Linked DNA regions of Mus musculus: region 2 is linked to region 1. A link is a loop called in an ENCODE intact Hi-C map of the cell type or tissue named here. Cell type or tissue: left cerebral cortex. All regions are shown on one strand. Links, peaks and the distances in the headings refer to the core of each region. The heading gives the core; the rest is flanking DNA.

Region 1 (5,378 bases), core at 193-5,192:
GCCATCATATCTACAGGTAAGAACAGAGCATAGATCTCATTGTTTATTTGTGGACACAAAGGTCAGGGTGTCAAATTGCAAATTTTGGGTCCTCAATCAAAGGCTGCTGTGTTTAGCCTCCTCTAGTTCCTTTCTCCACTTATAGGAAGGAACAAAATAAAATGTTTTGTGGAAGTTTATATTGAAATGAGGTCAGGTAAACTAATGACTGCTTGGTATTTTATGGCAAGTTTTATAACCTTGGAGTTGCTATAACTTTCAAACGATCATCAATAAAGTTTTATTGCGAAAGGGTCGCCATGTGTCTGAATGCTTTTGCACGCAGTAAAGGCAGACTGCCCCGTTGGCTTAGCTCACCAGCTCCTTTTCACCCCAGCCATAAAGACTTTTTTTTTTTAAGGTTGAAAAGTCTTCAGGTCTCTCATCTTCTTCAGGTCAGGTTGGCAACTCAGGAACTTCGTGAAAATTATTCACTTAGGGTTAAATTGCTGCATACAGGCAATTTTTCAAAATTATGTAATGAGAATTTGAAAAATTTAAATTAGCTTTCCTTGTTGTTTGAAAATGGGTCTCACCATCTAGTCCTGGATAGCCATATAGGTAAGGGGGTGCTAGAGGTCTTGGATCCCCACCCCACCATTTCACTCTCTGTCACTGCCTCCCTAGTACCTGGATTACAGGCCATCAAGCCTGCTCTTAAAATAGGACAATTTTAATAATATAAATGACAGTCTTGAAGGAAAGTTGATAGCTTGTTACAGAAGCATGTGTTTGAATGGTATGTCATATACATAAGGGCTGTCATTAAATAATTGTGTGTTTAAGTACCATAATGGTCTCAAAGATGAACTACAGTATTTGAGGCTCTTAATGACATCAGAGAATCTTAACAATTCTGGAGGACTTACATTCCTTTCTTACTTGAATTTAGCTGAAAGAGGTAGAGGGCGGAGTTGCAGGGGGACGTGGGTTGGGAGGTTGGTTGGTTAGGAGCTGGTGAATGTTGACTTAGGCTCTGTTTTTTGCACGTTGTTTTCTAACACATTCTAAAGAAGACTTTCCAGGGTCCCAAGACCTCAGTGACTCCACAGAGCAAGCCCTCAGACTCGGGCTCCGATCAGAATCCTATCCTGCGGATGCTTCTTCATCTATAGTCAAATCACTGTGGAAAGGAAGAAAGAGACTAACGGAGGGAGCAAACGATCTGATAGGAACTTCAGTCGTCTACTCTCCGGCTACTCTGTCAATGAAGTGTTGCAACGTGTGTGTGTGTGTGTGTGTGTGTGTGTGTGTGTGTGTGTGTGTGTGTGTGTGTTTTCAAAGTGGTAAATGGAGGAGAGAGGAAGCTGGAGATAGGCGGGAGTACACTTGTGTCATCTTGGGATTTGAGTATGAGAACCTCCTTGCAGCAGGCCAGTCTCCCCGTGTAAGAAGGACCTCTGTTTCAGATGTTTATATTTCCCATTTAAACACTATCCTTAGCTACCCCCACTTTGCAGTAGCTCTCCAGAAGAGCGTGGTGAACATCGCCCCCTCCCGGACTGCTGGACACTCCTTTGCACTCCGCATCTGCTCCTTCCAAAGTCACTCTGAATCAGCGCTCATTGTGCTTCCCCCGCTGTGAGTCTGAGTCCTCAGACTTGGGACCTGGCCTCGGACCCATCTGCCACCTCTGGAGGACCAGAACCTCTCGTTGCCCCGTGCTCCTGGTCCGGTGCTGAGCACGCGGGACCCACGCAGACCACCAAGGCCTTAACCCCAATTCTAACAGTCCTTAAGTTTGCTGGTTACCTAGGGGCAGTCTGTGGCCGGCTCACAATCACCCCTCAGGTCACCGGTCCAGTCCCTACTGAGGTCGCGGTACCACGAGCCGCCGCAGCCCAACAGCCAGCGCCGGGGACACTAGCGGCTGGAGCATCAGGACAAGGACGCACAGGTGCAGGCTGGAAGACCGCTGAGTGATGGGCACTCGCTAGATTCTGAGATGCCTATAGGTCAAACTCTACAGAGCAAGCGAAGCTGCGTGGCTGAGATCCCGTGGCTGAGATCCTGGCCGGGCCGGCAGGGGCTTTGAGCTGCGGGCGGCTGACTGAGGGAGTGGGCTGTGGCGCCATCTCCCGAGGAAACCTGCTCCATCGCAGCTCGCAGGTAGCCTTAGCCTGCTGCGAAGAATTACCTAGTGTAAACTGATTAAATCAAACTGAAGGTTGAGAGGAATCTCCCATACCCGCAATGAGTTGCCAATATCCACCGCCGCCCGCCCGCCCCCACCTCAGGTTCTACTCCACACTGGGAGGAAAGGCAGACGAAGAAAAAAACTTTCTGGAAATGTAGGATTCTCTTCTCTCTCTCTCTCTCTCTCTCTCTCTCTCTCTCTCTCTCTCTCTCTCTCTCTCCCTCTCTCTCTCAAGGATCCACAAACGGAGAAGGCTCACTCCCCTCTTAAGGCAGGTTTCAGGAGTTAGGGCAAGTGCCTGAAATCTCTTCACTTCCTCCTCAGAGAGGAACCTAGCTCTCCACCTCTTGGGAGAAAAGTTTCCCTCTGCAAAAACGGTATAATGTTTCTTGAAACAATGTCCTAAACAATAAATTGAGTGTGTGATGGGAGGAAGGCAGACACTAACAAAATGTGTAGCCTCTCCAGAAATACAGAAAGAACCGTTTTCAAAATTATGTACCTGCTAATAATTACAGCCCATCTCTGCTCACAGATACCCCATGGCCAGAGTTGCTTTCTCTGGCTTCCACACTGCCTCATATTGAAGTTGAGCTTCTGCTAAGGATTCCTGTTCTGGAAGGGTAGGATTTGTTTTCTTCCTAAGTACCATTATAAAAATCAGCAGAGGGCTGGAGAGATGGCTCAGCGTTAAGAGTGCTGGCTGCTCTTCCTAGAGGTTCTAAGTTCAATTCCCAGCAACCACATGGTCGGTGGCTCACAACCATCTGTAATGGGATCTGATGCCCTCTCTGGCATGAAGGTATACACCCAGATAGAACACTCATACATTAAATAAATAAATCTCCCCCCATTTATTTATTCACTTTCAGCCCTCCCTCATCTTCCAACCCTCCCCTCTCCCTTTCTCTTCTAAGAAGGGGGACGGCCCCCTGGGTACCAACTGACCCTGGGACATCAAGTTTCTGCAGGGCTAGGCACATCCTCTCCCAGTGAGACCAGACAAAGCAGTCCAGTTAGAACAGGATCCACAGGCAGGCAACAGAGTCAGGGTAAGCCCTACTCCCCACTGTTGGGAACTCACATGAAGACGTATGTGACATATGTGAATATGTGACATATCTGTTACATATGTGAGGAGGCCTAGGTCCAGCCGGTGTCTGTTCTTTGGTTGGTGGTTCAATCTCTGGGAGCCCCCAAGGGTGCAGGTTAGTTGATTCTTTTGGTTTACTTGTGGATTCCCTATTCCCTCCAGGTCCCTCAATCCTTTCCCCAACTCTTCCACAAGACTCCCTGAGTTCTATCTACTATTTCCCTGAAGGTCTGCCTCTGCATCTGTTTCTGTCAGCTGCTTGGTGGAGCCTCTCAGAGGAGTGTTATGTTAGGCTCCAGTCTGCAAGCATAACAGAGTATCACTAATAGTGTGAGGAATTGGTGCTTGCCCATGGGATGTGTCTCAGGTTGGACTTGTCATTGGTTGGCCACTCCCTCAGTCTGCTCCATCTTTCTTCCTGCCTTCTTGCAGGCAGGACACATTTTGGGTCAAAGGATTTGTAGATGGGTTGGTGCCCTTATCCATCCACTGAGAGTCCTGCCTGGCTAACTCACTTATACATTAAATAAATAAATAAATAAATAAATAAATAGTCCTTTAACAAATCAGCAGAAGTAGCTGGGAAGATAGAATCTCCTGGTGGGATACAAAAGCTAGCCCCTCTATGGGTTATTTTTTTGTTAAACTCATTCTTTCATCCTATCCTGGCCTATGAAGACCTTGCTAACCCGTGGAGTTTGAATCTTAAATGACCCACAAAGGCCCTTGTGTTGGAGGCTTGCTCTCCAGCTTCACAGTAGTGAGAAACAGTGGAAAATCTTAGAGGTGGGACTTTGTGGGAGTTTTAGGACTTAGAAGAGAAACTCTTGAAGGAAATTTTGAGACCCTGGTCTCATCCTCCTTCTATTACTGTCTTTTACTCTCCAGCCATCAGGTGACCAGCCATACTCCACTATGCCATGCTCACCATGACCTGCTGCCAACTGACCATGGAGACCTGAGCGCAAAAATAAATCTCTATAAGCTGACTCTCTTGGGTATTGGTTAACGTGAGAAGCACTGATTGTCTGTTTTAAGCTTTGGCCAAAAAGGTTCAAATTCCCATTTTCATTAGTTCAGAAAGACACACTCATATTCATAGTACTTGTATTAAGACCCTAAAGTGTGTTGGGTACTGTGTTGGATGCTGGAGAACACAGTGACAAGGAAGATCATGGCTTCATAGACAAGCTGGACCACTTGGTTAACACAATATTGCCTTCATGGGACAGGTAGGATGGCTCTGGAGGTAAGAGCACACGCCATTAAGCCTTATGGCCTGAGTTCAATACCCAGGACCCACATAGTTGAAGGAGAAAAGCAAATTCCACAAACTGTCCTCTGACTTCTACACATGCCCCATGTTAGGTTTCAAACCTGGGAGAAATGGCCAAGGTGCCTATTTAAGATGTCAGATCAGACTTGCTTGCTACAAGGTTCTCTCTGCATCCTTTAGTCCCTTCCTGCTTCACATGGCTCATGGTCACGTCCACTCTGGACTCTACCAGATGTCCCCTGCCTCTGGCTATGCTCCAGCACGTATCTATAATAAACCTTCTTTTCTTCTCTGCCACACCCACGACCAGTCATGTCCCTTTCCTTTTTTATTATTTTTTTTCTTTTATGGTGTAGTGGTTAAGAACACTTGTTCTTGCAGAGGACCCAGGTTAGATTCTCAGCACTCATATGGAGGCTCACAACCAACCATGATTCTAGGGGATCCAATGCCCTCGTCTGGCCTCCAGGGCACTGCATGCATATAGTCCGCAGCCATACATGCGCATGTACACACTCACGCACTCTGGAGCATCCTCTTACCCTCACAGAGAAAGAAGAGGGGAGGAGCAGGAGGAGAAGGGAGTTGGGAGAGAGAGGAAGGAAGATGAACATAACGGTGATTGGCAGAGTACACTCTGTCCGTGCTCATAATTGGCTAATTCCGATTCTGAGCTTACATCTCCACTTCTCATCCGTCTCGAAGAACAATGTCCTCATTTACGTGGAAAAAAAAATCTTTTGATGGCCAAAGACAAGTCATGAGGGAAAGCCCTGAGTCACACAGGGCTTTCCCTCACAGAAGCCGAGGGCTGTGGCGGATCTGGCTTCAGG
Region 2 (5,378 bases), core at 160-5,159, 510 kb before region 1:
TAGCTCAAAGAATGAAAATAAGATATAAGTATTCATTTCGTATATTTGATTTGACATTGTATTATTTTAAATTGCACATACCCATGTTTTTGACAGAGAACAACGGCAGTTTATATGGCCCAGAATATATGCATTAAACACTACGTTTTAGAAATAACAGCAGCGGGGTTTCCACAGTACTTTCTCTTATCATCTCCGGCCTGTCAGGGGTGTGGTGAGCGTTCTAAATATCTGACTCCTGTGTTTCTCTTATACTGCAGTTTGCACCTTGTGGTTCACTAACAGGCACTAACTGGTACTTTTGTTTTGTCAGTGATTCTAAAGAGCTAGTGTGAGTTAATTCCACATTTTGTAGAAAGAAATAAGCAGGTTATTGGTGCTCCTCTTTCATGTCTACCTACTGTTCCTAACAGAGAACTGCTTAAAACAGGTTTCTAGGCCCTAAGCCCAAAGAACTCGGCTTTCTGACAAGTCTGTCATATTGTGCGCAGCGTGGTGACCCTGTGAACTGGGCACAGGACACTTGAATAACAAGTCCTTTATGGTTTTCAGTAAGTAAAACTCAGTTTATTATGCATGAAATAAAAGTCCAAAACCACTTCCCCCGCACAGTTACTGCACTTTGTAAGTCAGATCTGCTCTGATCTAGTTGCTGTGGCCTTCAATTTCTGGTTGACTAACTTGGAGGAATTTCCTCACTATCCCTTCTTTTGAATAGTACCGTATTTTAGCCTGCCTGGAGGGCAAGGGTCACCCGCGGCTACATCACAGTCGCAGCTAGCTAAGGCAGCCCTTAGATAAGCAGCCAGCTAAACAAACTCCGCAGTAGGTCTCGATAGGCAAATTCATAAGCCCCTATCTTGAAGCTCGAGCCTGACCCACCGAGCTAGGTCAAGTCTACCCAGCCCCCAGTTGTCAGTGTTCCCCCTCCGGTGCCCCGGTGGAAAGGGCAGCCTTAGGCAGCGCTGGGCAAGTTCGGACCCCCTCCGCCAACCTCGCGGCGACTCGGTGCCCGAACCGCCGCCTTTAGCTGGATCGCAGCCACACCGGGAAGAGTTCAGCCCCAGGACCGACGGGGCCCGGTCTCCATCGGCGGCGGCCTTCAGAGGAGCTCGCTCGGGCAACTTGGTCACCCGGTCCCCTGGTCGCGAAGATGTCGGCCTCCAACGTCAGCTTACTGCACGAGACCTCCAGGCAGGTCGCGGCCGGAGGGTCTGCAGGTAAGGCTGTCCGCTCGCTCCCCGCGCGCCCGCCGCTCCTCCGCCGCACCACCCGACAACTGTCCCCCAGGCTCGCCTTCCAACCGAAGTTTTGTGTGCGAGTGCGTCCTCCTAAATCTTCTACTCTGACTCCTCTGCGAAGAGCCGAGCAGCCGGCGGCGGCTCTTTTGGGTGCAGTCCCCACTAGCTGCTCTGCTCTAGGGTCCCCGGGGGTTCTCTGTTCCTAGAATGGAGCATGAAAGGATTCGCCAGTCCCTGAAACTTACTGTGACTTTGAGAAAGCTTCCCCCTCCCGTCCTTTTCTTCGCTTTGACAGCTATTTTACACAAAAAAGGATTCAGTTCCAGTTCGGTCTTACTTAAGTTTCTTAGCAAGTTTCTTCCAAGGCCCAAGCTAAAGAGGATCTTAGCATAGCTCTCTTCGCAGGGATTCTTTTTACTGCGCTTCTTGGGGATCTATGCACGCCATAAATATATTAAAATTAAACGCTCGTGCTAACAAATGTAAACACCTTTGATGTAATGGACTCACATTAATCTGTGGAGAGCTATGATGTGGGAGAGACTTTACAAAAAGATCTGTTAAAGCCAGCTTGGTAATAATTACTGTGCAACTTGGAAGAAGTTGCTCGCCATTAAATTATGCGTATGCCTAATTTTTAATATTTTTAATATTAGGCTGTAACAGTTCATAAGTTTTGTTATTTTAATAAATTATTATAACAATGAAATAGTATTAAAGTTGACTAAAAGATACTCAATATATACTTAGTAACATTTACTTTCAAGAAAATATGAACTTTTAAATAATGGAGTGCTTCAAACTCTGAGTAGTTTTATGTCATGAACTAGCTGCATCTCTGGGGTATCAAAAGCATCCAGATATGTCACATAATTTGCGTACTTTAACAAGATACAGTTATGAAAATGAAATATATATATATATATATATATATATATATATATATATATATATATATGCTTGACCATAGGGAAAGCAAAGTTGCTTAACATCCCAGGCTGTGCCCAGTGACTTACAGGTATCTCTGTTGGTTTGTATAATCACAACATGTATAGTCACAGTTATACTCAAAGACTGTTAAAAAATAAATCAGACTCTAATCCTGTTTATGCTGCATATTTCTGGATAAATATTTGGCACAGATGCATTTATGCCATCATGTATCATCATCATCATCATCATCATCATCATCATTATTATTATTATTTATTTATTTATTTATTTATTTATTTATTTTGGTTTTTCGAGACAGGGTTTCTCTGTATTGCCCTGGCTGTCCCGGAACTCACTTTGTAGACCAGGCTGGCCTCGAAATCAGAAATCTACCTGCCTCTGCCTCCCGAGTGCTGGGATTAAAGGCGTGTGCCACCATGCCGGGCTCGTGTATCATTATTAATGTAAATGGAATTAATCAGTTAGCATAGCTAAATGTTAAGCCATTTATAAGATAAATTTAAAATTGGCTGGTCGATTCATATAGTTTACATTGTGGCACTGTTGATAGGTAAGAAGGATAATAAATACTTTCATCACCTTGCGGTCATATTTTCTTCTACTTGGCCTTTAAAAGCATATTAATAAAAATTAAATTTATTGAAACTGTAGTAATGTAGGCTGAACCTATTAGACTTACTAGAGCAAGGGCCAGAAAGAAAAAGTAGAGTTTTTTTAAAACTCGGGTGTATTTGGATCTCTAATACTAGACTTCTGATTACTGGTGCTAACATGTCTCTTTCTGTGAATTATAATGGTCTTCAGGTTGCAAAGGCCTCTAAAAGAAAGTTCTCTTAAGGAAAAAAAGTAAAGAAATGGGAGTGGTTTGTCGGAAAGATAAAAGTGTCTCATGGTATTCGGGGTCTAGTGTCATTCATTCCATTGAGCAATTAGAACACTCAACTAGAAAGCAGGATGCAACGTCTCTTCATCCTGTCTATGTCAGTGTCCCTCAAGGCAGGACTGTGTGTGTCTAGTCCCCAGGGAGGCCACAAGAGGGTGATAGAACCTCTGGAACTAGAGTTACAGACAGCTGTGAGACACCAAGTAGGAATGGAAGTTTGGTTCTCCGAAAGATCTGAACCACTGAATTATTTCTCTAGCCCTTATCTTCCTTTGACAAAGAGAAATCTCTTTGGCATTCTGCCAAGCAGCCTGGTGTGCCATGCCAACTGCCTTCTGTGGAGATGTACAAGGGGGTAAGGGTGCCAATTTGACAGAGATATTTCACTATGTGCTCTTAGGGACTGGAGAAGGTTTTTGTTTTTTGTTTTCTCTCTCACAATTAACTGTTGCTTTGTGGTTTTCCTTCCATGTATTAGAATTTGGTTTCCAACAGCTTCCAAGTATTCATGCTCTTGAATGATCTTCCTGGGGACAGGGGTGGGGGAACTTACATTTTTATTTTTAGTTCAAAATCCTAGTAATAGACTCAAATTTACCCAAATAGGAACCCACCTCTATCAATTAACAATAATAGCCTATCCCCATTGGATGGGTGGTACAAACAGCTTGAAGATTCTCAAAGAAAAGCAGGAAAAAATAGTAGATACACCATGAAAGGATTATATATGTATATTATAATACATCACTCTTTTATTACAAGAGGGCTTGCGATATTTGCATTTATTTTTTAAAGATTTATTTATTTTATGTATATGAGTATACACTGTAGCTATACAGATAGTTGTGAGCCTTCACCCGGTTGTTGGAATTGAATTGAGGACCTCTGCTCCCTCTCTCTGGTCAGCCCCACTTGCTCAGTCCCTGCTTGCTCTGGCCCAAAGATTTATTTATTATTATTAATAAAGTACATCGTAGCTGCCTTTAGACACCCCAGAAGAGGGCATCAGATCTCAATAAGAATGGTTGTGAGCCACCACATGGTTGCTGGGATTTGAATTCAGGACTTTCAGAAGAACAGTCAGTGCTCTTACCCACTGATCCATCTCACCAGCCCCCAATATTTGCATTTAAAAATTGAAGGTATGCTTAGCAGTTGTTAACATGCATCTAATAGCATATATCTAAAACCTCTGTTATGGTTTGCCATTATAGTTAGACCTTGCAGAATAGATAGAGCTTGCTACTAGTGACAACTATGTTTTGAATAAGCATAGCAAGCTTAGAAAGGAGGAATATAAGATATATAGTATATATAGGGGCATCAGGCAGTGAAATGGAGCTGGATCCTGTGTTCAAGGATATTAAATTGAATTAATGGATTGGTGGCCTTGGCAAGACCCTACCCAGCTAAATTTAGATCCAGGAAGGGTGGTACACACCTGGAGACAGACATGAAGATCTCTGAGTTCAAGGTCAATTTACAGAGCAAGATCCAGGACAGCCAAGCTTTGGCATTGAAGGAGTTGGAAAAGAGGAAGCTAGTGATGTAAGAGAACAAGGGAACCATGTTCCAGCTCCTGCAAGCAGCACCTTTAATCCCAACACTTGGGAAGCAGAGGCAGGCAATTAATTCTCAGTTGAATTCCAGGCCAGCCTGGTCTATATAATGAGACTCTAAAAAGGAAAAAAAAAATGAATAAAAAGAAAAAAAGTCCTCCCATAGACAAACGAAAAGCAATAAACAAAGAAGAAATATATAGTGGCATCTAGAAATTTGTTTAAAATGTTGGACTTCAGGCTTCCAAGTATGACTGACTGTACTGAATCTACATTCTAGGTAGGCTTCAGGTTATTGGCTTGTATTTTTATTTTAAAAGTACTGTGTTAGATCTTTGAGCAAAAGCACTCCCCAGAGTGAGAGGGCACAATTCATATGGCAGAGGATTGCAAGTAAAATGTTTTTGGCTTTCACTGTGGATGAGAGTGGGCATGGAGGTGGGAAGAGAATGGATTGTGTAGCCTCTATGATGTACCCTTGTGTTGGCTTCCAGGAATACCGTCCAACCTTTATATTTCATTTGATTCTGTTAAATAAGCTGTCTGCACTTTTATTTCCAATGCCTGGCATGTGTGCCTCTTGCTTTTCCCTCTCTCTGTTGAAATATTGACCATTTCCCTGGCTTGAGAATACCCTCTCCCCAATATTTTGCAAGTGATTTCCTCTTTAGGTTCTTCCAGCTTTAACATTCTCATTAACATGCAAATATGCAAATGTTAAACTAGCTAATGTCTATTGAA

Evidence for each region. Hi-C counts contacts between places; a loop is a spot of excess contacts. Peaks named below come from ENCODE experiments on the same cell type or tissue, not always from the same donor. Only the 100,000 strongest peaks of a DNase experiment are listed, where the experiment ranks them.
Region 2: a loop joins it to region 1, with 3 times the contacts of the local background. A loop is called at or near these places in 29 of 42 quality-filtered maps.

Annotation. Positions count from the first base shown.
Region 1 is chr12:56,677,890-56,683,267 of GRCm38, reverse strand. No RefSeq gene overlaps it. Among named protein-coding and RNA genes, the nearest start is that of Gm15524, 14 kb to the left of the region's middle. In left cerebral cortex, for the core only: CTCF peaks have their summits at 1,522 (motif pointing left) and 2,108; no DNase peak of the experiment used is centred there.
Region 2 is chr12:57,192,715-57,198,092 of GRCm38, reverse strand. Slc25a21 (solute carrier family 25 (mitochondrial oxodicarboxylate carrier), member 21) reads left to right here and starts at 621. Exons shown (of 10, transcript NM_172577.3): 1 at 621-1,220. The coding sequence starts at 1,154. In left cerebral cortex, for the core only: a CTCF peak has its summit at 3,233 (motif pointing right); DNase peaks (open chromatin) are centred at 960, 1,309 and 3,305; H3K4me3 peaks cover 931 bases.